Linked DNA regions of Homo sapiens: region 2 is linked to region 1. The links are chromatin loops, found by intact Hi-C in ENCODE. Cell type or tissue: PC-9. All regions are shown on one strand. Each heading gives the region's core, and the rest is flanking DNA. Links, peaks and the distances in the headings are about the cores only. Region 1 overlaps CACNA2D3 (calcium voltage-gated channel auxiliary subunit alpha2delta 3). Region 2 overlaps CACNA2D3 (calcium voltage-gated channel auxiliary subunit alpha2delta 3).

Region 1 (16,389 bases), core at 3,881-11,880:
AAACCAACAAGAGAGAACTCCCTCTTCCGTGGTGGTTAGCCGTGGCATCTTTCGAAAGTTAACATTTTGTAGTGTTGATGGATACTACTTTGAGATTTTACTTGAGTGAATAAAGGAAGTCAATGTTTTTGCAGTTTCAAAACTAGAATCAATTAGTTGTCCCTAATTGTACCTCATATTCAAAACGGTCTGACGGCTCCACATACCCAAAAGTCTTTTGATATGGTCAACTGCTCAAAGGAATAATGTCAAAGAAAGTTCTGTAAATTTTTTAAAAAGTTACCTGCCAAATGTCACAGACATACTTTCAAATTATAGAGGTCCTCTTTTTTACCCTGGATGTTCTAATGACACAGCAGTTTCTGAAAACTTTTATGAACTTGGCTTTGGAGAAGGCATATATCCACGTTCGAGAACTCAGTGCAGCCCTGTCTGAAATTTATTTCGAGGCTGTCTTGCATCTAACTTTTGTCGAGGAGACTTTAGAGACGGTTTTGTTTGCCTCTAAGTGCTCCAACTCATCAGAGCAGATGCCCCTGGGTGCCCACATGGATCTTTATTTTGCATGCCCATCTGTGTGTGTTCCTTCCTCTTTGCCGAGGAGCATTCTTTTCTCAGCGTTACTCCTTTGCCTACAGCAGAGGTATGGAGTTGCCACTCTCCCTCCCTGCTTTCAGAGTGTCCTGTTCTCTGTCCCATTGCCGGCACGAAAGGTTCCTCCCAGCTCAACTACTCAGCACTATTTTGATTTTTATGTCTAGCTTGCTGTTACAAGACCAACTGGCTTTTTGAGAATGGGAGCTTAAATCCAGCCTCGGTGTGGTAAGCGTGTTTGACCTACAAAAACGGTGGTGGGCTAAGCCGCCTCCTCCCCACACACAGTGCTGTGTGTGACTCATGGCTACCCAGAGGACACTGATTAAGATAAAGGTCATTCAGGTTTTCAAAGCAGCCTGTTAATTGTTGTTTTTTTTTAAAAAAAAAATACCAAAGCTGTTTTAGTTTTACAGCGATCAAAAGGATTTTGTAATCATACTAAGAGAGCACATACAACTTTTCATCTTTGAGATGCTTAAAAACATTAATTAATAAGAGCACAGTACCTTTTAGAAAAAGGAAAGGGCTTGTTGTCTTGACATGCCCCGTTGCCTCCTTCCCACCTTCCTGCTGGTTTTTGACACACCCTCATGACCCTTTTTCTCTGCAGTATATCTGGGCTTCTCATCTTTCCGTGACATGTAAGATTACATCTCCGAATAGAGGCTCATTGGCATTTTTCTCTTGGCATAATGTCTATGTCGTCCCATTGGGCATCTTGTCTAGAGAAATCTGGGCTGTCAGGGAGTCACACATCCAAGGAGACAGCACCATTTCAGTGGAAATCCAAGCTGAAATGATATCCTCCCATACCACAAGGGTTCCCTGAGGCCCTGAGATGGATATTGGTGAAATTGAGTAAGATATTGTAAGTTGGGCATCAGCATATTGCTGCTTAACTCACTGCAGCCACTCAGTTTATTGTAGGTGTTCTTTTTTTTTTTTTTCCAAGACAGTCTCTCTCTGTCGCCCAGGCTGGAGTGCGGTGGCACAATCTCAGCCCACTGCAACCTCCGCCTCCCAGTTTCAAGCAATTTTTGTGCCTCAACCTCCAGAGTAGCTAGGACTACGGCACACACCACTGCGCTCAGCTAATTTTTGTGTTTTTTGGTAGAGATGGGTTTTTGCCATGTTGGCCAGGCTGGTCTCAAACTCCAGACCTGCCTCAGCCTCCGAAAGTGCTGGGATTACAGGCGCGAGCCACTGTGCCTGGCTTTGGCCTAGGTGTTCTTAATCTGACACTGCTTCTCCTCTCCCTGGCCACCAAGCTCAGTTTCAGGGCAGGCCAAATGAGTCAGCTGGTAACAGAGACAAGACCGGCTAGTGGGATTTGACTGCCAATGTGATTCTGTGACTGTTAATGGGTCTTCTGGGTCCAGTCCCATCAGCAGTTGCCACCTGAACCAAGGACCTGCATTAGCCAGGAGAAGAGCACCTCAGGTGAGGCAGTGCCGAGGGCCGGTGACCACCAGACCACAGGCTCAGAAACGAGGTTGGGCTGGCTGCACCACGATGCTGCTGCCTGTCAGCCATGTCACCACGTGACCTGCCTTTCCTGGGTGCTGCGTTTTCCCATCTCTGAAGCAGTTATCCCTCACCTGGAGTTGTGAAAATGAAACGAGACACGTACCGCTGTTAGCACAAAGCCTGGCACCAGAAACATTCACCTTCATGACGAATGATGGGAAGTGCAGGGGGAAACTGCCCAGTGGGGGAATAATCGCTTTTTTATTCTTTTCTAAAGGCACTCACTTGGAAAGCAGAACAAGATTAGTTACTACATTTTATAAATTCCTTTTTAGGAAAACAATGAACCTTGAAAAGTGAAAACAGTAACTGATTCAAAGTACTTTTACCCTTTGGGAAAGAGAGCAGAATGGCAGGTGCCGACGCCGGTGTGGTGTTAGTAAGGGCAATATACTTTTCACTTTGTATACTTTTCATTATTTTCCAAATTTTCAACAATGAGCCGTTATTACATGGATAAGAGGGGGAAAGTAAGGAAACACCAAATGCCCAAAGTACTTAGATTGTGACTCTCTCAAAGTACTTAGATTGTGACTTCATGCCCCCCACCTTCCCGCTACTGATCCCCAAGGGAGTAGGGGCTGACAGAGGCCACTGGGGCTGCCTTTCCCCGGGGCCACCTCCTCTGAGTCTGTTGCAACCAGAGGCCTTGATGTGCAGCTGGCAACATGGAATCAAAGGGGAGGAGGCCCTCACTCTGCCACAGGCCCCTCTGGCCTTCGCCTTGACCTTGAGACAAATGAGCACCAAGTCAGGTCGAACAATCTCCTTAAAGGAATAGGGCTATTTATAAACAAGATACTGTTATGAACTCCCTTTGCCTGTGAAGGAACTTCCTCCCTAGGGGTGAGCTGCATGGGGGCAGGGGCTGCTGCATCTCATCAATCAGTATCAGCCATTGGTACTGGCCAAATGGGCGTGTTTTCAGGCCATATTTATTAAGACACAGGATGTGCTGGGCTCCTTGCTAAACCATGTTTATACCCATTTGCTTCTTAGTGCAGCACTGTAAGCTGAGTGCCCGTACCTCCATCTTACGGATAAGGAAAATGAGGAAAATGAGGCACAGAGACGTGCACACCTAGCCCCAGACCACACAGCATGTAGAACTGATTAGAATCAGAGTCTGACTCCAGGACCCTGGCTTTAAGCACCCTTCTCAATGGGTTCCCTTGATGAAGCCTGATTCACTGGTAGTGAATTGGGATCAAGAACATGAGGGTGGGAGCTCATTCTCCCTGGGTGCTTTTCCATGCCCTCCAAGGCTTGCCCAGGCCTGGCACAGAGCCTGAGAAATATTAGGTGTCCAACAGTATTTTGGATTGTGTAGGTGAACAAATGAGTGAATGAGGGAAAGAATGGATGAGTGAGTGAAGGAATGAAGTGCCCTGTGGCCATTGGTCCTTATCTCTTGCATATGGAGGAGTAAGGCGTACCTACATCCCTTCTCCTGAAATGGTCCCTTGAGCCTTGGGGAGGAGAGAAGACACAGGGCTTCAGAGGAAGTGGTAAAGGTCTTCACCAGCTGAGGACTGCGGCTGCCTGGGAGAGAAACATCTGCCCCAGATAATCGCTGGCTGTCAGCCCTCGGTCACACCCCATGTCCAGATGGCATTAGCTTTGGGCAAAGTTTCTTCCTCTCCCACCCCATCCCCTTCCTTCCTGTTGGCAGCATGGAGTGGCACATATAGATTATCAATTATTAGCACACACAATATTTGTTCCACAGAGGCTGCATGGATGTGTACAGCTGATTTCCTCTGGCCTTTCCCAGAACACAGAAAGAGCAAAGGGTTTTTGTTTTATTTAAATCAACATGGTCATCATCTTGGCCCAGCCCACTGTGCTTCCAAAGTCAGTCTCTAGGTAACGCAAAGGGGTGCTGGTATCCAGACCATTAAATATGGCCAGGAAGGCTCTGTGCTGCAGGCAAGTCCTGGTTCCAGCTTGCTCCTCGGATGAGTGCCCTCTCGTCCCATCCTGCTAGGCCAAGGGCTTGTTTGTGTGTTCCCCACATCTGGCCTTTATTTGAAACTCCACCTCGAAGTATTTCATAGCACAGAATATCTTTCCTTATTAAACTCTCCCCCACAGATTTTTTTCGTAAAACAGGCACCAAAAACTACAAACCTACCTGTGGCTCTCAAAGTATCTGTTTATAAACCTTTGGAAACCGTTTGCAATTAGTTAATCACATTTTCAAAGGAAGTTACAGATTATAGATACACTAACAAATGCCATACACGATGCTTAGGCCCCGGTAACCAACTCCTCACGCAGAAGAAGAAGAAGTGGTGGAGCCGAGGGACCTGGGATTTGTCCCCTTTTAAAACTGCATGGGAGAAGGGAGATTGGGCATGGGAGTTGGACATATGAGAATTTAGTTCTTTTTCTGTCACTCATGGGGGTGAGGGGCGAGGGGGAGTAGGCAAGGAGAAATCAACTGTGCCCAGACGCAATCGTGTATCTTGGAAAACAGTGAGGCATTTTATAAATCACATGTTCCTCAATAATCATGGAAGCACCAGTGTTTGTGAATACTTCACATAACATGTACTTTAAAAGCCATTCATTTGAAAAGAAAAAAATAAAGGAACTAAATATATACAAGTTGGAATTCTGTTGACTACTCAATGCTTAAGATCTAAGCCAGCTTTAAAAAAAAAAAAAAGGCCTTTAAAAGGGAAGGGGGATAATATGGAGATAAAGTATTGATACATGAAACATCCAAGGATTTCAGGTACAGCCTGATCCAGGTGCACACACCACCTTTTCAGGACTCTCTTCATATCTTTTCTCTGCTTTCCCTGCACTGGCTTCATGCCCAGGAAGACTCTCTCCAAGTAGTGGCAGAGATGGCCATGAGCTATTCCAAGCTCCCATCCTGGCACCTTAGCAACTCCTCTTTTCCTGGATAAATCCAGGAATGCATCCCAAATTGAATCTCTTGAATCTCATTTGAATTTGCGTGGGTTATGTACCCACCTCTGAACCAGTGACATCCTGGAGCGATGTGGGCCTCCCCCACTGATCAGGCCACATGAAGGATGGTTGTACCTTCACTAGAATTATGCTTAATGGGAGTGGTGCCCAAGGAGTTCCCTACAGGAAAACCGAGGTGATTAACCTGGAAAACATGGGGAATGGGTGGTGGCAGGCCAAAGCATGGGAACCTTCCTAATGGAGTGCCACTCTCTGGCCTTTTAATGTAGTTTCTTAGTAGGGGAAAAGAGGTAGGTGGATTTAGGCTTAGTACATTAGAGTTGTCTCATAGCTCTTGGCCTGTTATATCTATGCAACAGCCCACTGACTTTTCCTTTTCTCACTCAAATTAATCACTCTGCTGCATGACTGTTTATATTCTAAAGGAGCTTATTCTCTAAAAAAGACCCAAATGAAAAGTGTTTCATACCCATTTTACGTACCTGGCTAAGCAGACATTGTAGAAGGGCATTCTTAAACAGTGTTCCAGAGGAAGTATCCCTACCCCCGATCTGTATCTTGCCATGAAATTAGACTATAGAGACTTGCTGGAATATGGTGGCTCATGGGCTAGTATGATGGGAAATCTTTTATTCCATCACTCTCTAATCATTCCAAGTATCTTGAATACCTTTTTGGTGAAATATACTGTATTTATTGAGAGATTATAAAAAACGAATAAAGACATTTGGGGAGGATCAGAAGTCAAGAATTCTCTGCTGATTCCACCTTTGCCAAATACCATCTAAAATGACTTGGGTTCTTTAGCGCAGGTATGAATTTTCGGCCAGGAGAGTCTTCAGTTCAAACTTGTAAGCTCCACACCAAGCAGAGACATATGAATGTGATTGTCTGACACCATCATAGTCAACAAACAGCTTCTGTCTGCCTATGGTTTGCAGAATGGTGACCAGTAAAATTATTGAATGGTCTTCTTCATTTCAGGAAAATGAGATATTAGCCAATTTTATTCAATGAGCCTGTGTCATTCCACAAAATGCATGACTCTCAGGAATCTTGCTAGCTGAATATTAAAATATTTTACTGTGCCTGGGAATGTGTTTGCCATTTTACATACAATATTTCATTTAATACTCTCAACCTTTCTTTGCCATGGAGGTGCTATTGTTTTTACCCATTTTGTAACTGACGAAGGAAGCTTGGAGTAGCTGGATACCTGGCTCAGGATCACACACCCAATGTGATGTGAGTGGTGTGACACGGCAGAGCCACTGTGACCTTCTCCTCTGAAAAAGACACGTGGACACTTTTTTTGAGGACGAAGGAACATTTGTTGCTCTGGAGCTTGTAGTCTTTTTTCAAAGCTCTTTAACAGTGGTTGAAATAACATGAGGCTTAGACATGAAAATTTGACAGAGGCTGGTGTTGGGTGGGGTGTCCTCTACCATACAAGCTATGCGATCTTATTTAACTTGTGATTTAATTTATTTAACTTGTGAGAACCTGTTTTCCCAAATGCATTATGGGCAATAAATTGACCTTAAAGAAGCAGAATTAAGAAGGATAAACCACAAGTAAGTCCTTGGGAAAGAGTGAAGCACTGTTTAATTGACTTTGTATCTTTAGTGCCTTGCACTTAGTAGTAGGTATACAATAAATGTGCATTGAATAAATGAATAAAGAAGCACTTTGAAGTGACCAAAGAAAGAACTTCCTCAAAATAGACAGTTTAGATCCAGTATCAGGCTACCCAAGAAATTACGAAAGTTCTGCATGTGAAGTTCAGGATCTGGGCTGTGTGAGTTTCTGGGGTACCTAATAGTTCTCAGTAATGGTTCTTAGGTAACAGAGGTCCAGAACGACTGTCTGACTCTAAGTCCTCAGGGGGACACTACTATCCCTGCCCCGCACTCCTCCACACTGAGGGGCAAGGCACCGCTGCTGACAACTCCGGTTGACCTCGTTGCTGTTCTTTTCTGTTCAGCCCAAGACTGCATCTCACAAGGACCAGGGCTTCCATGCACACAGGAACTTTCCTTAACAAGATCCAACTGCTAATCTGCTATTGTTTACAGTGGCTTCTGAGGGAACCACTTTCCTTCCCCTTCATCTGGAGTGGATCTGATGTCATAAAACTGACCGTGAATGTCTGTTAATTGAAAACCTAAGAGTAGTGGGGTGGGCTCACCGTTGATCAGGGTGGTAAGAGCCCACTGGCCATAGGAGGCTAGGCACCATCCTAGGTAGTGGTGAGGAGGGGGAGTCTCCAGAGAGGTCGCAGAGTTCCTGAAATGCAGTTGACAGGTAAGAAAAGAGTGCATGCGTGGACACTTGGCCCTGTTTGGCACCACAGTGGTGCAAGATCGACCCCTTCTGGCCCTCCCCTCATCCCACTGGGGGTCAGTTTACACTTGTCTGGTTCAACATATGGGTGGCAGTTTTCTCCTTCATGCCCAGTATGGCCTCAGCACCTGTCTCCATAGTAGCTGATCAGTGTCAAAAATGGCAACCTATGGTTTTGGGGTCTTAAAACACTTAGACTGACCCTGCATCTCACTTAGAACCTTCCAGTTAAATCAAAAGATGACCAAGCTGGAGAGAAAAGTGAAAAAGAAAGCAGTATACATGCATATATATTTTTCCAATGTGCCATTAACCGTAACTGATGAACGTGTAAAGGGGTTGCTAATCCTTAGCCTGCAGCAGAGGGCAGACTTTCCTACATTATAAACACCCCACAACCAGCATGAAAGGCCTCAAGACACAAGAATGTCCAGACACAAGAACGTCCGGTCGATAAAATGGTAGGCTTGCAGGGTGACTAACACCAGTGATTTAGGGGAGAAAACTAAAACCACTTCCCCAGTTATTCATGCACTCATCAGCTTTTCCGGAGAAATGCCCTAACAGCCATTACATCTGGCTATGATTCCCAATACCCTCATCTACTCCAGGTAAAGGAGCCATGCTTAGTTCAGTACTGCTGTGGCCAGTGTGACAGCGAATAGATGGTTCTGTGTGTCTGCAAAATGCCACCAGTATGCTGAGCCCAGCCCCAGCTCTGGAGATCAGTGCTTTTGCTTCCTAGCTAAGGAGTACGGGTAGGTTTGAGACAAAAGGTAGAGGAGAGAGAATTATAAAGTATAGGGGGATATGACTAGATTCTTTGGTAAATGTAAGTAAGAAGCCCTTTCTCGTATCACGGACTGAGTTTTAGCAGCTTTGGGATACACACACACACACACACACACACACACACACACACACACACACACACACCATTCAATGGGAAGACAAATCCAACTGCTAACTAGTCTGCTATGATTTACAGAATTTACATTGTTTACATGTATACCATATAGGTGGAGACACACACACACACACACACACACACACACACACACACACACCCCCCATTCAAGGAGGGGACAGATTTTCCTTTGCATCTGGTGTTTTGGAAACCAAGAAGTCTACAAGGTAAATTCATATCAAGCAAAGAGTTAACTTTTCTACTCCCAACTTGGAGCCAATGTTTAGAGGCATCTGACCTTGGCTTTCCTGTCATTAAAAGTCCCTAGGACTGTCACCCTGCTGGGCTTCTCACCCTCATCGGTCCACTCCCAAGCCCTGTCCATGAAACAGGACTTGGGAAGGTAAAGATTGCCCTGGCTGATGACTTCACGGACTTTTGTTTTTCTTTTCTTTTTCTTCTTCCCCTTGCTAGTACGAAGAAGGAAAAAAGCGAAGGAAACCTAACTATAGTAGCGTTGACCTCTCTGAGGTGGAGTGGGAAGACCGAGATGACGTGGTAAGTGATTTGTTTTCAGGCCTCGTGGAGAAGGACCTGCATTGTACCCACTTCTGTACCTGGGGGCGATCCCAGGAGTTGGCCAAGAGGCCCACTGAAGGGACACCTGGCTACCAGAGGGACGTGGAGACAAGGGGCCTTTGTACCATGTGTGGAGTTTTATAACTCTTCAGCCGGTCAGTCGGACCAGTTGCAGACAGGCCAGCCACCCCAGCTGCTTGTGCAGTCTACTAAAACCATCCCCCTGCGGACGCTGGTCCCCTCTGCAGCTGATGACTCCAGCCTTCTTCCCAGTACAGTGGATGGCCCCTGACATCTTCAGTGGAACCTGGCTGGGCAACAGCAGGCTCTGCCTGGTGCAAAGTCAGGGTGCCTGCAGGCCAAGCAGGCAGGTTCCTGGGCAGCAAGAATTCACCTGTCAGGACCTCATTGGCACAGCCCTTGTTTTCAGAGTACAGCCCAGGGCTCTGCAGGCTCACTTTTCTCCTGCTTGGTCGGCTGCCCATTTCCTGTACCTTCCCAGCCTTTCATTCTGCTCTGGCCTTGCTGCAATTGCACCCCATGCTTTTTCCCCACGTAGATTCAGCCTATGGTGCTCTATCAAAAGCTCTCCTTATACCCATGACTTAACCCTGTCAGGTCTTCTTGGTACTTCCTCAATAAATCAGATTTCTTAGACACGGCTGCCTTTGTGTGAATCCAGGTGGACTCTCCTTAATTAAATCATAACTTCCCAGGTGTTTCCATCTGGGTCCCTACTCTTCCCTTTTTCTAAGAGTGTGTCTGTGCTGAGGCCACGTTTCTCTGCCCTACCCTCCCAGATTCGTCTAGGGTCCTTTCTTAAGTTCCACTGTTGAGTTGGCGTTGTTTCCATCTCTCACTGCATCCTGCTCTCCAAAGGGATGTTGAGGAGAACCATTTGAAAGCCCAGCCTGGGTTCTCATGCCTTCCAGAACAGGGGGCCAGCATCACAGTGCTTCCGCTGCAGCTTTCCTTCTTTCCACACGCTCTGCACTTTGTCACCAGCTCAACTAGCATAAATCTCTCATTTTCATCCTTGCTGGTAAAATGTGAGAGCCATACCTGTTTTAGAAACTTAGCCTCTTTTCTTCTTCATCTGCTCTAAGTCTACTTAAACCCAAGTTTAGACAAAATAACTTTGCCATTTGATAAAAGCTCCTTCCTCCTCCATACCCTTTTCCCCGCAAGCCAATGAGCTGACATAGTGTCAGCTCAATAGCATGGTCGAGTTTTCTATCTTCTTATTCCTTAAACACTGTCACAAGGATCCGGTCAGTTCTTAGGACTGTCCTGCACCTAATGTGCCCACCCTGGCTTAGCGCAATTGTGAGGAGTGCCACTCAGGTTTTAGACTCCTGCCAGGTTCAAATCCCGCCTTCTCTGCTTGCCGGATGTTTGTCTTGGGTGAGTGATTATGCCTCTCTAGACTTCAGTTTTATTTTGTGTTCTTTGTTTTATTTTTCCCCAAGAAAATGAGTGTGATGGCAGTTGTCCCCACCTCATAGAGCTGTTCTGAGGATTAAATGGATTAATAGATTGAAAAACAGAGAAGTACTTGCACTGTTCTGGGGAGTAAGTAAGCATTCTACAAGTGGTAGCCATTGTTAGTATTATTCTGACCTCCTCAGTCCTCAGGGGACCCTGTCATGAATGAATGTCCTGTGGATTTACAGTTGCTAGGAATCTTTGGAGGGGACTTTCCATTGTTGCCCTTCCTCTTCCTTCTTCACTTTATCTGTTGATTTATTTTTTTTGTTGTTTGCTTGTTTGTGACCTCACTGAATCGTCTCCCTTTTTGCATGCTACTTGAAGAGATGTATGACTCAGCTCACTCCAGTCATCACCTGTGCCCCAGCTAATTTTCAGTGAGCGAATGTCTCCTTTAGTAATCACAGTTTGGGAACACTTTGTATCTCCTCATCCTACTTTGCTTTCTCGTTGGAGCTGCAGGCATTGGATTCGCAGCCTCACGTGTGTGTTCTTCACCTCCACATGACACCCAGGACTGCGTTCTGTCTGTCCAACTTCAGAGTTGGACATCTCAAGCAAGTCCAGTGCTTTTGTTCTGCACAAATTGTTCTCTGGTTACGTCTTTGGTTTGAGTCTCTTAACTTGTCGCCTTGGAATATGGTGCATTTGGAATGTGAATTCCTTCTCTATCAACATATTTGACTTGGGAAAACCCAAACCACCATTTCTCTCCTGGGGATTTGCATGTCACTAATTGGAGAATTCTGGAATCTACAGAAAGCATCATTGTGAAGTCTGCACAAAATCTTACATATCCATGTGCTGGGCCTTGGGATTTGCACCTGAGTAGCAGAGGACAGGGTTTAGGTTGAAATCTAGGAAAGAACATGTAAGCACAGCCCACTGAGGAAGAAGCAGTAGAGTCTGCCCAGATGCAGAGAATTTCTTGGAAGGTGAGTTCTACTTCTCTAGGAAGTAGGCTCCTGAATTTAGTAACCACAGTTATAACCTGCATACTTCCAAAAATGAAGTAAGTTCATATATACTGTTACAATGTATATAAAATAGACTGGCTAAAATTAAAAGAAAAAAAGACAACAATTTAAAACTATTTATAGCAGTATGAGCAGGACTTCTGTCCCACTCTGCAGGATGAGTTAGGCATCAGGGCAGGAATACAATAAGTAGGGCAGATCTTTGGCGGACCCGTGTGCCAGCAGGGGATTTTGAGACATGCATAGCCCAGTCTGAATTGCCAGTGTAGATCCCCTCTGGGAAGGGAAAATTATCTTAAAAATAGCGTTTATCCTTTGGTTATAAATTCTCAGAGATGGCACAAGGAATTGAGGGTGATTTTTTTGTTTTGTTCCTATTAACTTCCAGTCATTCCCAAGCTTTCCACATTGAATGTGATTATTAATAGAAAAAAACTCATAAAAATAATAACTGCCATATATTAGCTCTTCCTGTACACCAGTACCATTCTAAGTTCATGAGTGAACTTATTTATTTATCACAGTGAACCTATGAAATGGGTGTTTTATCTCCATTGTACAGGTGAGGAAACTGAGGCAGAGAATGGATGTAATGGCCTAAGGACATAGAGTGTGGATTCCAACTCAGGCAGCCTGGCCCACAGAGCCGTGGTCTTGACACTTGGATATTCCATGGAGAGAGCCCTTAAGTCCTTGAGTCCAGGAGTCCTTGAAGACTCTATTTCAGTGACGCATAGTATATGGGTTATCCTCCTCGGGGGGTGCAGAAAAGATAGGGAGTGCCTTGCACATAGTAGCTGCTAAACAGATGTTTGTCTGCATGGTATTGTTGTGAGTACTGCCCCATAGATGCTGCTTTGAATCTAACTACAATCCCTTCTGTTGTGGTAAAAGCCTTTTTTCCCCTACTACCCTCTAGGCAACTACATTGCTTCATACCCATGATGACTCTGATGGAAAATTTCTCCGGAGTCTTTTTTGCCCGAAGCCCTATAAGGCAAAAAAGCCTTTTTCATGGGACATATTTCTGAGACCTTAGTCCATTTATTTGATTCTTTTTTATACCCTTCCCAGAGTGTCTCTCCAGCTCATGCTTGAGCTCTGGACACCCAAACTAAGCACAGCACTCCCCCACCCCCTCCAAACCCAAACTGACACATAGGGGAGGAGGAAGAGAGAGAGAATGTTTTGCAGGTTCTCCATGCTCAAGTCTGTTTTCCTACGCTGGTTGAATGCTTGCTTGGGAATGACAGACCTGTTTATCCACTGTGTCTCCCTTCCTCTTTAAACTGCCAGCTTGTCTGTGGTTGCATGTCATTAGGGGCTTAGAAATGCAGGCTGCCTGTGCACCAGAAAAGGTGAGGCTCACGTTCTAATGTGGACAATGAGCCACCATTAGGAGCACGAGCTATCATTCCATAATCATACACACAACTTAAGGTGGCCAGTGAATCTCTGGGGAAAGCTTCCTTAATGAACTGTAACATGGCTGGTCAGAGTAGCAGACTAACAATGAAACAGGAAACGTGGCTTCCACCTGTAACGAGGTTGGCAGGAAAGTGGGTGCTTTGAGTGGTTATCCAAGGAGCTTCTGCTTCAGCACTGCAGAAGAGAGACACATTCACCAGGGGCTCTGGAGAAGCACATCTGAACTGGACAATGCAGGGCCCAGGGGAAAGGGTGGTTCCCAGAGAGCGGAGAGGCTGATCACTGTCGCCAGATGAGTATTTTCAGCTTGAGGAGATTTTACCTTTTATTTTATTGAGTACACTGTGGTACAAGCTGCTTTAATGTCCATTGCATTACCACACTTGCGAATGCTTGATATCTGATATGGAAAAATCAAGGTATGCCACTGATGTTTTAATTTGCCTTTCTCTGACTATGTGTTAAGTTGAACAGCTGCACATGGGTTTTTTAATGACTACATAATATGCTAACATATGGGCACATCAAAACTTGTTTGGAAATTTTCCTCCGCCAGGCCATTTGCATTTTTCCAGTTGTTCACTGTTGTAAATCCAAGCAGTGGCAAGTTCAAAGCAGTGAACATCTTGCCCTCCCCGCCTTAGGTGGGGACTGATTGCATTGCTCTTCCCCATCACTTTGGCCTGTGCTTAGGACTCCTCTGCCGTCTTACAACCTAGGGGTGCCACTCACTGTGATTCTGGGCAAGTTGCTCCTCTTCTCAAGCCGCAGCTTCCTAAGATAAAAAAGTGACATTTCTAGAATGTTCCAGCCTCACAGTGCTGTATTCTCACAGGGCAGTCTATTAAGTCATCAAACTCCCTTTCCTCCTCTGGCAAGGAGGACAGAAAGCCACCTTCCTGTCAACCCTAGATCATAGTACTTAGAGCTCGTAGAAGAGTCTGCCAGGAAGTTAGGACCTCAGACTATGACGTGGTCAATTGTTAAAACATTTTATTTGATTTTTAAAAACTCAGAAATAATATATGATTTTTATATTAATGCTATAAAGTATTTAATGTTGTCCAAGTGCTTTCTCTTCTGATTTGGGAAGCAGAGGTTAAGAGCATGGGCTCAAGAGGCAGAGGCCTCGTTACCCTGGGCAAACTTCTTATCTGTGCCTATTTCTCCACCTGTAAAATGGAGATAATAACAGCACCTCAGAAGATAAGTTTGAGGGGTTTAAAATCTGTGCCTGACACACAGTAAGAGCTCAGTAAGAACTCAGTAAACAGTATCTCTCAGTAGTATCCGAATTTCATAGGAATCTGATGACCTCCCTTTTTATAGCCCCTGACAGGATCCCTGGGATCTGGGAGTCCTCACTCATGAACACTTTAGACAGAATGAATGAAACAGGAAGAAAGTGAGCCACAGAGAGGTCACGGGACAGCTGGCTTGTGTCAGTGGCAAAACTTGAACATCGATATCGTGGTTTACCTCTTTACCTGGGGCTGTCTCCTTTTCGGTCTATGTAAACCTACAGGCAGTTAAGAGCAGCAGTTTTCAATGTGGGGAGTTGGAGGAGAGGTCACAAAATCCATTTAGTGGTTCATGAGCAACATAGCAACGAAATCTACTAAAATAGGAGATAGAGAGGGGCTCATCAGAGTAAGATGTATTTCTTACATGGCTCAAAGTCAAAACAGTTTGGAAAACATTGAGCTTGGGCATCTGCCTCAAGCAAACTCAAGTCCGAATCCTGATGCTTTAAGCTACTGAAAGGTGTCTGACACTAAGTGAAAATGAGCAAGATGGTAATGAGGATGACGATGATACAGATACTGTTGACTGTGGTGTTGATGATGATGGAGGATAGCTAGCATGTATTGAGTGCTTGGGAGGCACCAGACACTCTTCTAAATATTGACTCGTCAGTCTTCACTACAACTTAATGGGATGGGTGCTGGCATTAGTTCCATTTTTCAGAAGAGGAAGCTGAGTCACAGAGATGGTAAGTGATCGAGATACCCAAGATCATAAAGCTCTGGCTCCAGAGTCCATTCCTTAACTACAGTGCCATCCTGCTTCACTAGTAGGTTCAATAAGTATAACCTGTTTTTGTTATGATTTAAGACAAGGGCAAGACTAAAGGAGGCATCAGTGACCCTGGCCTTGGACACTCCCAGACCCCCATGTTGATTGTTCTGTGCTACTGGGAGTTGGGGGTGGGGTGGCATGGAGACACAGCGAGGCTTACCTAATCTCTAGTTTGCCTGGGGAATGTGAGAGGAGAAGGTCCCAAATGGCTTTAGGCAGGCACCAGAAAGAGGAAAAATGAAAACCATGTTAAAGATAAATCGAGCCGTTCTTAAAAGTTAGAAAGTAGACTTAATTAGGACCAGCTCTCCCTGTCCAAAACCACAAAAGTTAAAATGGGAAAATATTTCCAGAAATGCCTATTATGTGTTGTTAAAAAAATATCTAGAGTAAAATATATGTTTTATTTTATACATGCCTCCAGCTAAAAATTATGCCTTTACTCACTCACACAGAAGATGAGAATGCAAACCCAAATCTAGACAGCCTCGAATCAAATTTAGGTTGCTTGCTAGTGTTGCAGTTTTCTATCGGCCAGATCTTACTCAAGCTCCTCAAAGGAGAAAAGAGGGGAAAAGATGAAAAAGACAAGAGAGGGGTGGGGAGAGAGCCTTTCCTGACAGGCTGTGGCATGTCAGCGTTTGCTCCTATTCCATTAACTGGCCTTCTCTGTCGTCTTGCCTTGGTGCCCATGACGGCACATCTTTCATCACTGCGTCTGCTGTCCTCCTCTGAACTCATGGAAGGGCCACATGTAATTAGATGAGGTCAGCTGGGGGTGGGGGAGGAGAGCCAGGCTCGCTGCTCCTAAACAGGACCTCCAAAAAATCAGATACAGGGTCGCTCCTGTTCACTGCCTCATCAGCAAGGTCATTAATTGGCCCAGATTTCTCAGAGAGCATTTAAAGATGATTCATCTTAGGAAAGGCTAACCCCTGTCTTCCAAATGCTTGGCCTTTTTTTTTTTTTTTCTTCTTCTTTTTAACTACTGTGTAGGAAAACGTCTTTAACTTGATTACGTTTTGAAAAGTGATTTCTCCATGACAAATCAGTACCCTTTTTGAAAACGTACCTTGTCCCCAGAGACGTTCTTGCTCGGCATTTCAGCGGGTCTCCAGGAGTTCACGCTCTGACCCCCGGGATTCATCAGTATCGCCAAGGCTCTTTTGTTATTGTCCTGAAGTTTACACGAGCTCCCCAAATTAAAGATGAAGGTCATTTATTTATTGTTGTTAGCCTGTCTCCCATTGTACATGAGCAGTTGGGTGTTTTATTCTTCAGAAGCTCTGTTTTCGAGGTGTAAGTTCAATATGGAGGCTCCACTGCACGCTGAGGATGCAAGATGTCCAGATTACATGATAACCCAGGGAAGAACTAACACACTTTTCTTTTATCATTTTAGTTGAGAAATGCTATGGTGAATCGAAAGACGGGGAAGTTTTCCATGGAGGTGAAGAAGACAGTGGACAAAGGGGTACATTTTTCTCAAACATTTTTGCTGCTTAATTTAAAACAAACCAC
Region 2 (16,389 bases), core at 3,869-11,868, 79 kb after region 1:
CCTCGTGAAATGGCAATGACAGCTGCCTTTCAGTAAACCTACTTGATTTATTTGAAAATCATTCCATCCAGAGATCATCACAAGTGGTATTCTTGGGATCAGTTTCTTTCTTGTAAAAATGCGTCCTCAGTCACATAGGAACTTCAAATAGGGTTTACCAAGGAAGTGTTGGCTAGAGCCTGGCAATCCTTTGTTACCTTAGCCATGGCATCCCAGAGCATCTGCAGAATGATTTCTGCAACAGGGCAGTGATACAACCGTGTATCTCTGCCCAGGTGTGTCAGTGCTTTTAACGCCAGCCCATGGTCCCTTGAAAGTCCCAGCATGGCTAAGACTCACCTTCTGAACAGGCAGTCAGTCAAAGCTCAAAGATTCAGACTCTGGCCCAAGAAGTAGGGGCTGACCTCTCCCCCTGAGTTCTGCCATCCCCTCCCACAGTGGCAGCAGCCTCCACGAGAGCATGCACACCTTCTGATTTGGGCACAGGGAGAAATAAGCGAAGAGGGAAATAGTTTTAGGCCTGAATCTTGAGGCTGGGACCTTGAATCTGCTGATTATATGCTCCTCTTAATGCATCTCTATTTCTAAGTAACTTGGTTTTATAGCAAAGTAATATATGAATGCAGTTTCTAAAACTTAAGTGGTGCTAAAGATGTTTTAAAAAGAAAAAGAAGCAGGAGCCAGGCATACTGGTTCACGCCTGTAATTCCAGCAGCTTGGGAGACTGAGCCAGAAGGATCATTTGAGGACAGGAGTTTGAGACCAGCCTGGGCAACATAGCGAGGCTCCATCTCTAAAAAAATAAAAAAAATTAGGCCAGGCACAGTGGCTCACACCTGTAATCCCAGAGCTTTGGGAGGCCGAGGCGGGTGGATCACAAGGTCAGGAGATTGAGACAATCCTGGCTAACACAGTGAAACCCCATCTCTACTAAAAATACAAAAAATTAGCCAGGCGCGGTGGCACGTGCCTGTAGTCCCAGCTACTCAGGAGGCTGAGGCAGGAGAATTGCTTGAACCCAGGAGGCGGAGGTTGCAGTGAGCTGAGACTGTGCCACTGCACTCCAGCCTGGGCGACAGAGCAACACTCCATCTCAAAAATAATAATAAAATAAAAACTCAAAATTAACCATGTGTGGTAGCAGGTGCCTGTAGTCCCAGCTGCTAGGGAGGTTGAGGCAAGAGGATCACTTGAACCCAGGAGTTCGAGGCTACAGTGGACTATGATCATGCCACTTCACTCCAGCCTGGGTAATAGCAACACGCTATCTCTGGTAAAAAAAAAAAAAATGAGAATAATAACAATGTTTTTTAAAAAAGAAAAAAATCATGCCCTGATCCATCATTCCCAACCCCTATTCTCACTTCCTAGAGGCCACCACTTCCAACTCTCTTAGTGTCTCTGTTTCTCACTGTCAAGTTAAGATTGCCGTTTTTTAGTTAATTTTAGACATGTGTATTTACTTCCTTTAATACATGGTGCTTTGGACTTTTTACACCGGCTCATCCTGCCCTCTTCCTATTCCACCAACATGACTGTATGCCCATTTCATTGTTCTTGATTAATTAGTCAGCGAATATATTATTAGGACAATCTATGTACATTCTCTATTATTTTAATAGCATGGTATGTGTTTTCTTTTTTATGTTATTTTTCCCTGGATTAGAAAATCCCCTGGTCTTCTTATTGCTTGGTTTTCCTTCTACTCATCTTAAATTTTCCCCCATGTGTTTCATCAGATGTCTCAAATATGTATTACTACTATTTTCTAAATGTTTGGTATTTCTGCCTATTTCATCTTGCTTTGGTGAGATCTCCCTCTCTGTGTCATCCTATTTCAGTCCGGACTAATAGCTCTCTAGGTTTGCTGGGCATGCAGGCACCTAAGACTTCTCTTCCCTATTTTTCTCTGTCATCTCCCCCTTTCTCCTAAACCCTCATGCCTTCTTTTTTTGACTTAATTTCTCATTTAGGTGATGAACATTTTCCAGTAGTTTACTAAGAAAGGGTGGTAAAATTTCCTCCGACCTTGTAGCTCTGAAAAGGTCTTCATTCCATGCCTTCGTTTCCTAACCATTTGACTGGCCATAGAATACCTGGCTGAAAATCATTTTGAATTTTGAAGGCATTGCTCCATTTTCTTTTGACTTCCTGTGTTGTTTAGGAAGTCTGATATCATACCATTTCCATATCCTTTGGTAGGAACAGGATTGCCCAGCCTCCACCCTAGAAGCTTTCTGCATGTTCATTATGCCAGGATGCTGTGAGTTCACTTCATTCATTGTGCTGAGGACCTGCGAACTCTTTTGCTTTAGAAATGCATATCCTTCAGTTCTAGGAAATTTTCTTAGATTATTTTTTAGGTCTTTTTGTTTTATTATCTGCCACGTTTTCTTTTCCCAACATATATCTTTCTACTTTTAAATTCATTTGTATATTTTGACTGTTTTATTTTAAATTTCCCAGGGTATTTATTTATTTATTTATTTATTTATTTATTTATTTATTTTGAGACGGAATCTCGCTCTGTCGCCCAGGCTGGAGTGCAGTGGCATGATCTGGGCTCACTGCAAGCTCTGCCTCCCGGGTTCACGCCATTCCCCTGCGTCAGCCTCCTGAGTAGCTGGGACTACAGGCGCCCACCACCCTGCCTGGCTAATTTTTTTGTATTTTTAGTAGAGACAGGGTTTCACCGTGTTAGCCAGGATGGTCTCGAACTCCTGACCTCATGATCCGCCTGCCTCAGCCTCCCAAAGTGCTGGGATTACAGGCGTGAGCCACCGCGCCCAGCCTCCAAGAGTTATTTTTTATAGCAGCCTTTTCTTGTTTCAAAGACACAATAACTTCTTTTATCTCTGAATATATTGACTGTAGTTAGAGCTGGGGGTGTGTGTGTGTGTGTGTGTGTGTGTGTTTGCTGTCTCTGCTGTAACACTAACTCATTTAGTTGTCTGTTTTTCTTTCTTTTTTCAAGGTGAAGGCTCTCCCCAAATATCTGTAGCCTAGTTCACTTTTAAGAGTGAGGCACTAAAATGCAGATTGAAAGTTTCTCCACAAATAGACTTTACTATTGGGTGAATCAATGAAAACTTAGCCAAACTGGAGAATGGGGAAGATGACAGTAATTCTAGGCCTTGTTTGGGGGCTATAAGCTTGTTTGTCAGCATCTGAGAGCTGGGCAGGGAAAGGAAGGTTAGGAATTCCCATCAATCAGCATGCAGGTACTCATTTTCCCAGTTCAGCCCCTCCTCCCTCCCTCATCTGAACATTAGCAGTTTTTCAGGAATATATAAGTTGGTGTCTGTGGCATGTGCAGCAGAATACATGGTGTTGATACCTGCTAGTATTGTGCCCTCCAGTCTGTCTGTGGCAGTGGTTAGAATTGCCAGGGGATCTGGCTCTCCGAGCCTTACTCTGTAGTATCTTGGCCTCGAAAGTGGCCAAGTAGGGCCACCCTGTCTTCAAATGCCATCTCTTTTTTGACCTCTCTCTCCTGTATCCAGCCCAGGCATGTATCTCTTTTTCCCTAGGAGCCAATGAGTGTCTCCAGAGCAAGAACAATGTCTTTTAGGTGCCTATCCATAGGAAATACAGACTTTGAGGAGGCCTGGACTTCTTTCCATTCCCTCCCACTTATTAGCACCATAACCTGGGGCAAGTTATGTAAGTTCTTCAAACTTTAGTGTCAGTGCCTCTCAGCCCACCCAATGGAATCTCAAGCTTATCCAGTGCAGTCAGTCCCCAGCCCCACCAAATGCAGGTTTGACAGTGGTTCCCTATCACTACCCCATTAGGTGTCTATAGGCAGCCTTGCTTTTTTCAAGATTATAGGTGTCCTGGGCCATTGTATGTTGGGAATCAGGCAGGGACCAGGCAGGGTTTGCAGCATGCAGAGAAGTTATTTCTGCCAGGTAGTCAGTGGGCAATGCAGCAAAGCTGAGGTAATGCCAGGCGTAGGTAGGGTGGTGGATGGCGGGGGCCATCCTCGTTGGAATAAAGGAGGAGGCCTGACCTCTATCCCGGCTCCTGCTCTTCACAAGAGTTCTTTGCCACGCTTATTCGCCTAGCTCTTTCCAAACAGCAGGAAAACGAGTACCCTGCCTCATTATCACATTTCCTTGGTTCTAAGATGCCATAAATAGAAGTGGAAGCTGCTAAGGAAATAAAAAGCAGTATGCATTGATGTGCCTGTCCTGAAAGACTCTCAGTTCTATGGAATTCCACCTCAGTGTCTTAGCTTCTCATGTTCTTTCCCTGCCTCTCACTTTGCCTGTTAATGCTTACCTCCACCCCTAGCTTCAGGCTGCAGGTTAAAAACCATTTCTCCCCCAGTCCCCAGGACTTGGTTGAGTGCCCCCTCTTATACTCCTGTACCCATCCTGTACATGTCTTCAGACCACCACAATGGTTATTGGTTGCATAATATCTGTATGCCTTCAGAGATTTTAGCCCAGGGAACACCTGAGCTGTCACATCCTTCACTGTGTCCCCAGCACAGAGATCCTCAGTCAGTATTTGTTGGATGAAGAGAATATAGAGAGGGGAAGAAAATGAAAGGAGGGGGGATGTGAGGGCCGTTAGCAGCAGGAAAGAAGAGAAAGCCTCTTAGAAACAGCCCTTCCAGTGGAAAGTTTGACTTAACGAAGAAGAGCAGGTTACTTTCACCAAGGCCTTGTTGCAAAATGCCAAATAATGACAGGAGAGCCGTCCTTTCATGGAAGCTGGGTGCAAACCTGGGGGGAGCTAGCATTTTGGCCAACCTCAGAAAAGCATGTTGCTTTGCTCACTTCTCCACTGGATGCAAAGAATCCAATCCTTTCTTAAACACCCGAAATCATGGAAGAAATGAAAGGTAAGACATACAACTTTGGAAGTAGATGTGGTTTATTAAAAAAAAAAAAAATGATGGGACCATTTAGTCCCTGACTGAGAGTACTCTTAAGGCATGGAGCTGTAGTGTGAATGATCTTTATCTGTAATTGTAACACTGTGTCAATAAAAATAGTTAAGCATTGTGAAAAATTAATCTGCCTGTGACCATAGTGCATTTAAGATGATTAGAATTACCTGGAGAGCCTTAGACAAGTAATTGGGTCATCAATAATCTTTTCTGGAACCCCATAATGAAAGTGATCTTCCATTCTAGGAAAATACTATAATACCAAAACTAACAATTACTGAGCTCTTACTGTGTTCCAGACACTGTGCTTGATCCAGTTTTCATCATCATAATCTTAAAGACTGAGCAGAGGCGGGTTAAGTAACTTGCCTAAATCCCTTCCACAGCTGGTAAGTGGGATCACTGGATTCTAATTCTGAGCCCACCTTTACTCTATGCTGCCTCTTAACTTTTCCAGTAGACCAAGAAACAGAAGAAAAGGGTGGAATAATCTTCCAAGCAGTGCTAATGCAAACCTAAGAGACAGAAAACAAGGTGTATAACAGGCTCTGGTTAGGACTTGCTGAGCAGGGAGAAAGAAAAAGAATACCAGGATTCCAGGTGATCTCAGCTGGCATCTGCCAGTGCAGGATAGGACTTCTCAGGAGGCACTGAAGCATTCTCCTGTGTACCTGCAGGAGAACCTATACTGTTGAGTCTGTGGGTTAGCAGCATATATCCACAAAATTTTGAGTGCTAGATGTCCCCACAGTGGCCTGATGCCCTGGGAATAGGCCTGATTATAGTATGGAGATAGTGGAGACTTAGTAGCAGGCAAAGGAAATTTTTGCTCTGGCTATACCCCATGAAAATAAGAGGTCCTGACTCTTATCAGTCAGGACTCGGTCTTGGGAACAGAAGTTACCCTATGTATTCCAAATATGAAGGGCTTGGATGCTAGCCCTAAGGCAACTAGAAGCTTTTATAATCATTGCAATGTTTGGGGATGTGGGTCAGGAAGCATCCATGTAAATGGTTCTCTAGCACTCACTAGGGAGCTGCTTCAAACCTCACATCTGCCAACAAATTTGCCTGCAGCTGCCTCCAGAGCAACATGGCCTCTGTCTCTTTGCTGCCTTCTAAATCTAGCACCAGCTCCTTATTGGCAAATGCTAATCTGGAACCACAGATGGGGGAGATTCCAGGAAATGCAGTCTTGGCCTTTCTCCTTCAATACAGGGCAGACCTTCTACGGAGGAGATGGTGATGTCCAGGTGAATATCACCCATCAAGTGCTCTCGACCTTCCTATGACCTCAAATTACAATGACATTCTATTTCTACTTCTCCTCTCACCCCCAGCTCACTTTCCCCTGGTTGTCTTGACTAGAGAGTGAGATAGGAAACTTTTTGACTAGAAAAGTATGTGTGATGTGAGCCCAAGGTCCATTCCAGGTGACCTCTTGAGAGCCCATCCAGATGAGTAATTCTCTCACTGTATCACCTCACACCTGACCTCAGTAAAAACTGGAAGATTCTTGATAATTGTCATTAGAAAAAAATTAAAATGCTCCCAAGAGGTTAGCAACTAGGCCCTTCATGGGCATATATGTGTTTGCCTTCTTCATTGTCCAGAACTTGGTTACTAAGAGCAGTTCAATGGCCTATGTACATTCAACTAGTATGGGCAAAGGTAGCATCTTCCTGCAGTGGTTTCACCATGAGCACCTCTGCATGATCAGCTAACTCGGTACAACTGGATGATGGTCATGGTTGCCAGGCACACTATGCTGGAAGGATGATGAGACTCCTTGGAAGGAATACTAGGTTTCATGAGAGACACTTGACATGAAATAGGGAAGGGCACCATTCATGCCACAGATTTGCCTTTCATGCCCATGCTGTTGTCAGCTATTGTATTTGACTGTCTGCATGGAGGTGCTTATGTGACAGATCTCTATACATGAAGATAATTTGCTCATCTCCTACCAAACTAGACTACAGTTGCATCTGTCAGGAGCTGTTTAGTGCAGGCAACAACCACCAAACTCAGATTGGTTTAAGCAAAATCAGTAAATTAAAGGAAGTTGATTATTTGATTATTTGGGGATGGTTGGAAATACATTGTTTCATGTAACTAAAAAGTCCATAGTTATAACCAGCTTCAGGTACAGTTGGATCTGGGGCTCAGCTGAAATCACCAAGTTTCTCAGTCTCTTGTTTTACTTTTCTTTGTGTCAGCCCTGTTCTCAAGCAGGCCTTCCTCATCCAGTGCCCCCAGTATTCATCTGAGCAGATTGGCAAACTCAGTGGAAAGAAACCCCCTCTTTCCTAAAAGTTTCAGTTCAATGTCCTGGGGCTTGTTCTCCTTGATATAGTTTTGGTCAGTGCCTATCACTTTGGCACAGGAGCATAGGATGCATCCCTATGCCTAGCAGGTGGAGGGTGAAGCCTACACATGCCACATGGACTGGAAATTGGAGTCATGACAGCTCCCCAAAGGAAATGGTCTAGGTGTGGATAAGGAGGGAGGGTCTCTGCTGCTGAAAAAAGGGGACATGCCTGCTCAGCTGGCAAAAGTAACAGCTGTCTATTATTCCAGCTCAGCTGGAGTTCAAATTAGTTTGAGCCATCTATGAATCACATCAGGCAAGTTGCTAGCCTCTTTGGATCGTTCATTATTGGTTTATGAAATAAGCAGGTTGGGTTCAATGGCCCACTCCACCATTCCAGCTCAGAACTTGTGTAAATCTACCCATTGATGCCATACCCAAGGGGCAGCACTGGAATCAGGGCACATTATCAACATTCTCAAGCGCATTGGTCACTTATTTCAGGCCTAATTGTGTTGCAAACAGTAACCTGAAAAACCGCCCAACATCGTTGGTCAGGGCCTCAGAAAAATTCAGAACTGGTTTTGCAGGGGCACACTCCACAGAAGTGACTGTGGTCTCTGCCACAGATAGATGCATCCTTAGGCTCCTGGATGGAAGACTTTTTTTGCCTGTGATTCTTTCTGAAAACTGGGCCCCTGCCAAGCTCATCTGGCATGCTGTGCTCTGGGTAGAAGTAATTATTTTTATGAGGCATTATTCATGTCTAGTCTACCTGAGGGCCACCCCAAATAATGTTTCTCTAGCTATTAAAGGCTTCATCAGGCATGCAGAGTCTCTAGTAGTTTCCTTTAGGGGAAAAGAAAAAGATTCGTCTTGAAGTCTACCACCTCCAGTGGCAATTTGCTGTGCATTTCAGGGCCATGCTAAGTGGTTGGCACCTGAAAAAAGGGCGAAGTCTTTTTCTTTCAAGTGCAGCTGGAAAATGGGAGTCATAAGTGAAAAGTAGGGAACTGGGAGAACTATTTCCATACAGCCGAGGTAGCTTTCTTGTTTTGTTCTGAGCTGGCAAACTTCAACATGCTCAAGCAATGTTTTGTCAAATTTCTTAAATGCTGAATGTGGCACTGGCCCAAATGAACGTAGATGTTATTTTAGTGCTGGGAGAGATTTATTTTAATGTACAGATGCAGCCACTACAAAGGCCCCTTTTAATCTGCTGAGGGCTCTGTTCCTTGCTCTTTTACTCTTTGCAACCCCCTCCTCATTTTAGGGAACCTGTGTATGCTGTGAAATTGCAGTGTTCCTTCCTTCCCTCTTCATCTTGCAAGGCAGCGATATAATGCTGACAATAATTATAATTAAGATGCTTTGTGCAAGAAGAAGCAGTTTGCAATGCTTCCTCCTGTTTCCCAGCCTACCAGCAATTCAAAGAATGCTGCTTGATCAAAGAAAATATGCCAACAGGAGAGTGGACCTGCACAGCTCCAGGCTGTGGCAGGGCAGCCTCAACAGTTTTCCTTATCTAGGACCCAGGTTCTCTACTCACGAAAGGAACCCGTTCTTTTACTGCTCGGCTGTGAGATGGGAAATCCATCAGTTGAGCTGAGCCTCAGATACCAATATCTTGCACCTTGATCGGGGCCAAAATAAACGGGAAGGGACGCACAGAGGAAGCATGGTGACATGTGAGGTTTGCCTGAGCCAAGTCTGTGCTTTCAAGGCAAGAGCAGGAGAGGAGAGCCACAGACAAGATGGGGTGAGAGGGAAAATAAAGAGGATACTCTCTGGGCTCAGTGGCAGAGGGGAAACTGAAGCCAGGACAGTCCTGAGTCTTCTCACACCCAAGGCTCCTTTTAAATAATCATTTGTAATATTCCCTTTACTATCTCCAAATGAAATTCATAGAAAATGTAACTTGTTTTCCTATATGCTGCCAAAAAAATCTACAGAACGCTCCAACTATAATATCAAGAACTAGTTGAGAGTTGTTTATAATAGGAAAATAGATATTGTAATATTTTGGGGCATAACTACAAGATAATACAGAATAAAGTAGCTAGATGCTTGTGCTGCACTTTGGTGCAAAATCTGTCAATGCAGTGGCCACTATGTAGACATCTCACCCACAAATCCTGCCAGATACCTCTGTAATAGCCAAGCCGCAGACAAGATAAAGAAGACCCATCTCTCTCTTTCACAGCACTATAGTAATGTTTCTAGAAAATTCCATGTGCAAGACATACTTTGTATTTGGACATAAAACAGAGTTCCAAGCCATCGACACCATTAGGGACATGGAACTGTTCTTTGGTGTGCGGCCCGGGGGCAGTGGGGTGGGGGGCTGCTGTCCTGTGAGTTGTAGGATTTCAGTTACTGTGAACTTTGAAGCATCTCTACAGACTTCCAGAACAGACCCCTAGGGGGTGACGCAGCCCCACTGAGAACCACAGGAGAGCCTGGGAGCCACAGGGCGGCTGGCTCTGAGTCAGGCGTGCAGGGCTCCAGTCCCAGTTCCAAGAAGTCCTGGCAACTGCACAGCCCTGGTTAAGTCACTGAACCGCCGTGTACCTTTTCTTTAATGGAGAAAACATCTTCTCCCTTGCAGGATGGCTGAAGAGTTAAGTAAGATAACACAGGGTGGGTTCCTGGCCCAGAGTGGGCCCTCAGTAATTCTATTTTCTGTCTTCTTAGGACCAGCCATGCTTGTTATTTTATTTTAATTTTTGGAGACGGTCTCACTCCATTACCCAGGCTGGAGTGCAGTGACGCGATCTCGGCTCACTGCAACCTCCCTACCCCAGGTTCAAATGATTCTCCTGCCTCAGCCTCCCAAGTAGCCGGGACTACAGGTGCCTGCCACCATACCTGGCTAATTTTTGTCTTTTTAGTAGAGATGGCATTTCACCATGTTGGCCAGCTGCTCACAAACTCGTGGCCTCAAGATCTGCCCGCCTCAGCCTCCCAAAGTGCTGGGATTACACATGTTAGCCACTGGGCCTGGCTGGCCAGCTGTGTTTATAAACTGCCTCCTGCACCCCTGTTGGTTCTATACTATTTCTTCCCTCTGTAACCGCCTTCTTAGAGACAAAGGATGTTGGCCTTGCACTCTGCAGCACCCCTGTGGGCACAGGTTTCCTAGAAACTAAGCCCCCCAGGGCTCTGATCTCTCTGGGGCCCTGCCTAGTTTCCCAGGAGGCTCCCCAGTTGTCTTATTTCTTCAGAGGGAGGCCGCAAACATGAAGGGTCTGGAGGCTCTGGAAGATGTCATGAGCATCTTAGGAGCTCTTTTTGGGCTCTCAGAGACAGATCAGTTCACAGATGTGGGAAAGAAAAAATAAAACATGAGGCAAAAACTTGCAAGAAAATGTGGACTTACCAATCTCATATTAAGCAGACGGAATGTCAATCTTTTCTATAGGGACAGGGTCATTAAATGCATATTTTTTGAAGTAATTTTAGGTGAGTCCCTTTGGCTCATTCATTATAGTTATTTATTTTCTGCTTCTATTCTGAAGTCAGAAAGATCTGGTGTTCATGGGTTCAAATTCTGGTGCCCGCATAGTTCCCTCCAGCTTCCAGATGGGAAAGCTCTCTCATCTGTTTTCCAGCCCAGCCACTCCAAAACCTCAATGCCCTCAGCTGTAGAACAGAGGGACAATGACAATATCTATCTATGAGGATTCCACGTGCTCTTTGGATGTTTTACAAATTCAGCAGAGTTGGGAATGTTCTGGGTGGTTGAGATGACACTAGGTCTGGCTTACTTGTCTTCCAGCAACAAAGGAGGAAACTTTTCATAGGGATTTGAAGCCTAATGTTCCTGAAGGTGACATGGAGTCTGCTTAGTGGATGGATTGTTGAGCAGGAGTCATTCTCCAGTCTTGGAAAAACTGTACAGAGACTCAACTGCAGGGGAGGAAACCAGGATATGGATTAAATAATGCATGTATTTAATGTACATACCTGTTGTTATGTGTATGTGTGGGTGACATTTACTGAATATTTACTATGTGCCTGGCACTGTGCTAGGCTCATGACATACATTAGCTCATTTAAGGCACAAACGTATAAGGTGTGCATGACTCCTGTTCCCATTGTGCAAATGAGAAAACTGACTCTGAAGGCATGCTGCATGTACATGAAACAGGCAGGACTCAGCCCTAAGTTTGTCTGAAATTTTCAAATCTGGGAAGGAAGCAGACACAGATAGTAACTAAGAAACTGCTAAAGTGGTGGGGCCCGGTAACACTACGGCTTCTTACCTATAGAGGTGAGACTCATGAAATTCCCCACCCTCAGTACAGATAGCACTGGGCCAAGATCATGGGACGCAGCTGAAGCCTTCGCGCTTGGTGGTCAGATGGCCCATGCTGTGCGTAGAGGAAAAGTACCAGTCATTACAACAAGGCCTCAGGAGACCTTATTCTCTCAAAGCCACTTCTTGCAATACTTGGACATCCACGATCCTTTCTATTTTAAAGACTTCTGTCCATGCTAAAAGGTCCAGTTCCCCAGGAGCTGGGAAGGAGGTGAGGATTAAGCCATTGTGCTGGTTGTTTCCCCCTTGCCTGTGAACGCTTGGGGCAACCTCGGGCTCCTGCCTCTGCTAGCTTGACAGGCTGTGGGAATCACTGGGAGTGGGTGAGGGGGGTGCACTGCAAGTCAGTGCGCACAACCCTAGGTTCTCTTCCAGGATCAGCCCCAAGCAGACCTGAGGAAAGGCCTGGGACTTGGAGTCTGAGTAGCCTCTTGAGGTCACCCCGTTTTGCTAAGTGCTCCATTGTTTATGTTCTTGTGTCATGAATAAGCAGAGGCCACAGATTTCAGTCCACAGATTTCAGGAGTGCCATCCATGCAGTTTTATTTGAATTCAACCTAATTTCCATCAGAAGTCTTCATTATCCTAGTAGGCAAGAACTTTCCATGAATTCAGTGTCTCTCTGCCTATTCCCAGGGTTTACCTGAGGCCAAAGAGAGAGGGGGTTATTTAATCATGTCATCATGCAGGCATTTCCTGAGTCACCCAGTCGCATCTGGTCTTCTGTCATCAGTCCAGGCACAGGTCAGTGCTATGGCCTCCTCATTCCAAGGGAAGGTCACCTTCGAGTCAGTCGGCAGCTCCCTGGGCCTCACTCTGAAGAGCCTGCGGGAGCACGAACACTTCCCCACTGAGTTGTCTGTCTGTGGCCTCTGGGAGGCTGTCTCCTTTCTGGCAGTAGCAGGGCTTAGAGCAGGGATGCTTTCACATTCTTCCCAGCAATAGGAGAGAAAGGACTGTGTGGAGCAGAATACTCCTCACTGCTCTGGTAGTTTCCAGAGTTAGACCCAAGGTAGGAAGGCAGATGCCTGCCCAGACATCAGGGTGCATATCTTTCTGTCGGGGTCTACCAGCCCTTCGGCTTCCCTTTGATTCTCTTCCCTTTCCAGTCCAAATCATCTTTCCTGAGCAGCTCGTTCAGGAGGCTGGAGGTAGGGTGTGGAGAAGACAGGGTGCAGAGAGGACAAACTGGCCCAGGCAGTTCCCCTGTTTTTCTTCCTGCCCTGAGATTCCCCAGGCCTCAGCTTTTGAGAGTCAAAAATCCAGAATCTGCTTCTTTGTTCTCTGGATTCCTGTGTGTCCTCCCTTCCCTGAGGCCTTAAGCATGGAATGCTTTAGCTGAGGGAACAGAGAAGAGCCAGGGGGTGCCAGGAATCTTCAGAAAGAAGAACAACTGGGTTTCAGAGTTATTTCTCAGAGACAGCATGAGAGGCGCCGATTAACCTCCTTGTGTCTGGACCACAGTGCATTTGCTCATTCATTTACTCATCTAGCTTTTATTGAATGCTTACTGGGCACCAGCTATGCTTAGGGAATATGAGAGGTGTAGAGAAAACTTCCCCTTCACCCTCTGAAGGTTTGCTGAAAATCAACTGACAAAAGACCGATTAGTAGGAGAGAAGACATACAAAATTATTCGAACGTACGTAACATGGGGAATCGTAGGAGAATGATTATCCAATAACCCAGTGGGGTACAGAAGCTTACATACTGTATATACATTTTTCACAGGGGACAGGGGAGATGGGGACCCACCCTGGAGGAGACGGGCAGACATTAGGGAAGGTGAGGGGCAGAGCTGCACAGGGACAAAGGTTGTCTTATTATGCAGATAATGTCCCGCAGGTAATCTCTTGAAGCTACTCTCAGAAGAACAGATGAAAAGTCTGTCTGGGCTGGTGATGACTCCCACTCTCTTCTCTGGTCATTGATCTTTCCTGGTTATTTGATGAGATTTCTAGGGCAGGGGTTTAAGACAATTGCATTTCTTTTGGAAAAAAGAAAAAAGAAAAAAAAGCTCTCTTGGTCAGATGAGGATATTCCAAAGAGAGTCCCTCCCTGCACTTAGGATAAGAGGAGAAACAATACTAAGCTAGAGGAACGTTGATTCTGAGGCAGCTTCTAAGGTCTATCAGCATGTCAAAGCTCCAGTCTTTGGGATATCATTCTTTGAGTCCCAACAGAATGTTGGTGGAATGGAGAAATGTGTAAATTGAGGGACACTGAGATCAGACAGCCTGGCTCTCCCCTGAGGCCTCTGTCTACCGAGGGGGCTTTTTTGGGTATTGGCCCTGCTGAGAAGGAGTTGGAGTTGACCTGCCAAATCAGATGGGAAAGTGCCAGCCCCACCTCACAGCCCACCCTCAGGAGACCTGACCAGCTAAGCCTGCTCACGAAACCTGGTGAGAGTCAAGGAGCAGTGGCTTAACAACAGAAGATGGCTTTTCCAGCCTCGCCATCTGCCTGATGAAGAGAAAAAATTGGTATTCTCCACTCCAGGGCTGACTCCCACATATTCTAAGGTCCTGAGATTCCAGGAAATGAGAGGGAAAAAAGTGCGTGATTACTCCAGAGTGCCGTCCGCCCCTCCTTAATGTTTCCCTGTCTCCTTCTCCCTCCCCTCCCTCCTCATAATCACCTCATGTGCAGCTCTTCTGGGAGGATCTGCCTTGGGCCAGGTCTGCTGCAGCTGATCATATCTGCCACCCAGGTGTTTGACTTTGAAGTGGGTATCTCCCTGGCCAGAGGGAACCAAGCCCAGTGGCTTGCCTTGCCAGGCTGCCTTGCTGCATGAGCAGACCCGTAAGCGCATGGTCTTCCCTTGGCTGTTCCTGGTGTAGTCATCCTTTCCATGTACAATGAATTGGAGATTCCGGGAAAAGAAAGTGATGGTCTTGTTGACCCACCACCAAGGGGACAATTTTGCTGTGTCAGGCTATCCCCAGAATAATTACCAGTTTTTGTTTTAACCTTCCTGTCTTTGTCTTTTAAAGGCCAGGAAATGCAGCTTCCTAACTTGCATGGGCCACATGGTCTTAACGTTCTCAGTCTTTTCAAACTCGTTACCAACCTAGGATTTTGTGCACAGCCAAAAATACTTTCTCCCCCACTCCCTCTTCAACTGGTCTTAGGCTGTCATAAATTCCTGCTCATCCTACAGACCCTGCCTCTTTAGTGGAGAGCTCTTTAACTCTACCTCCAGATTAGGTAATTTGTTCTCAGAGTAATCTTAAGGTAATGGCCTAATCACCTAAGCAAATCAGTCATCATTACCTAGGGGAAGACAGAACCCATTTGAATATTTAGATGCATTAATTGGTGCAAATATTCTAGAGTGTTTAGGTAGCAAATGACTTACCTTGATACCTCCAGTTTGCATTTTATCTGACAGAAAAGAACACCGAGAGCACACTACATCTTACAGTTAGGGAAACCTCTTTGCCTTTGCTGTATAGGTTGAAAACAGGGGTGAAGGTAACTTCTTAGTAGGAGACTTGAGGCCCATAACTTTCTTCTATGACCCTTGCTCTTCTCCAATATCAAGTTTGCAGGATGTTATTAGGATTAGCAATAAAGTTTTTTAAGCTTCTAGCAGACACCTGGCACATACTAGAGGGCTTCATAAATGGGATTAATTATGATTATTACTACTGCTATGATTACTATGTGATATAATTCCTATGAATCAAGTTATAAAATAATTTTCTTTTTTTTTTTTTTAGAGACAGGGTTTCTGTCCCCCAGGCTGGAGTTCAGTGGCACAATCATAGCTCAATGCAGCCTCAAACTCCTGGGCTCAGGTGATCTTCCTACGGAACTTAGACTATAGGTGTACGCCACTGCACTCAGCTAATTTTTTAAAACTTTTTATAGAGATGGGGTCTCACTCTGTTGCTCAGGCTGGTCTTGAACTCCTGGCTTCAAGCAGTCATCCCATCTCAGCCTCCTAAAGTGCTGGGATTACAGGTGTGAGCCACCACACCCAACCATAAAATAATTTTCATCATGGAATAAGTCTTAGGTAATTCGGAGACATATCTGGTGAGCAGAGAAATATGTTTCATTAAATAATTTACTTGGAAGCCAAAGCATGTTCAAACTTATCAAACTAAAATGACAGAGCCTTGAGGTCTGGTGTGTGTGTTAGGGAGGGCCGGTGGGGAAGTGCTGTAACTGGCCAGATTCAGATACGACTGATGGGCCTTTGGCAAACTCAGGGGTTCCAGGCCCCACCCAGTCAGGAGGGTTAGAAACAAGATCACACCTCTCCATCCCTGGTGCCCATTGCTCCATGCCAGTCCGTCTGTCATCTCTCACCCGGTAGGATGAGCACGCATGACCCCTACACAGTCCCCCAGACACAAACCATGCATCCCAGCAACTTCCCCTGTAGATTTTTCCAAAGCACAAATCTATTTGTGTCTCACATCCTTCCCTCCCCTGCTGAGAACCTTTTCATTGCTCTCTGTTGCTCTTGGGACAGAGTCCAAACCACATGGATGGCAGAGGTAGATGTCTGGAGAGAGCAAACTCCCTGAGAATAATTGATATCTCCATCCACATTGCATTCAACCACCCCGTGTGTGTTCACAAGTGCCTGCCTGTGCTGGTAGCTTCTCTAGGTACAGGGAATACAGCAGTAAACAAAGAGCCTCAACCTCTAGTTGGATGAGGATGAAACACAATAAATAATATAAAATGTCATTTAATGTCAAATATTGATAAATGCTATGAAGAAGCAGGTTTAACTGCTGACAAGAAAACCAGCAGAATATTCCATGTATCGGATGGGTGTGGTGGCTTCAGCCTATAATCCCAGCTACTCAGGAGGCTGAGGCAGGAGGACTGCCTGAGCCC

The links. A loop is a pair of places that touch in the nucleus more often than their neighbours do. Peaks named below come from ENCODE experiments on the same cell type or tissue, not always from the same donor. Only the 100,000 strongest peaks of a DNase experiment are listed, where the experiment ranks them.
Region 2: it touches region 1 in a loop (3-fold over the local background); 7 of 110 quality-filtered maps call a loop at or near these places.

What each region holds. Positions count from the first base shown.
Region 1 is chr3:54,862,748-54,879,136 of GRCh38, forward strand. CACNA2D3 (calcium voltage-gated channel auxiliary subunit alpha2delta 3) reads left to right here. Exons shown (of 38, transcript NM_018398.3): 18 at 8,792-8,875; 19 at 16,271-16,342. It overlaps CACNA2D3-AS1 (CACNA2D3 antisense RNA 1), which reads right to left. Exons shown (of 7, transcript NR_046666.1): 4 at 15,941-16,197; 5 at 14,269-14,407; 6 at 13,522-13,564; 7 at 11,858-12,963. Among named protein-coding and RNA genes, the nearest start is that of CACNA2D3-AS1, 30 kb to the right of the region's middle. In PC-9, for the core only: CTCF peaks have their summits at 7,775 (motif pointing right) and 7,980; DNase peaks (open chromatin) are centred at 7,844 and 10,684.
Region 2 is chr3:54,941,929-54,958,317 of GRCh38, forward strand. The region is part of intron 27 of CACNA2D3 (calcium voltage-gated channel auxiliary subunit alpha2delta 3); the gene reads left to right. It also overlaps a transcript of LRTM1 not described here. Among named protein-coding and RNA genes, the nearest start is that of LRTM1, 22 kb to the left of the region's middle. RefSeq lists enhancers at 10,929-11,921, 11,922-12,914, 13,908-14,899. In PC-9, for the core only: no CTCF peak of the experiment used is centred there; a DNase peak (open chromatin) is centred at 7,773.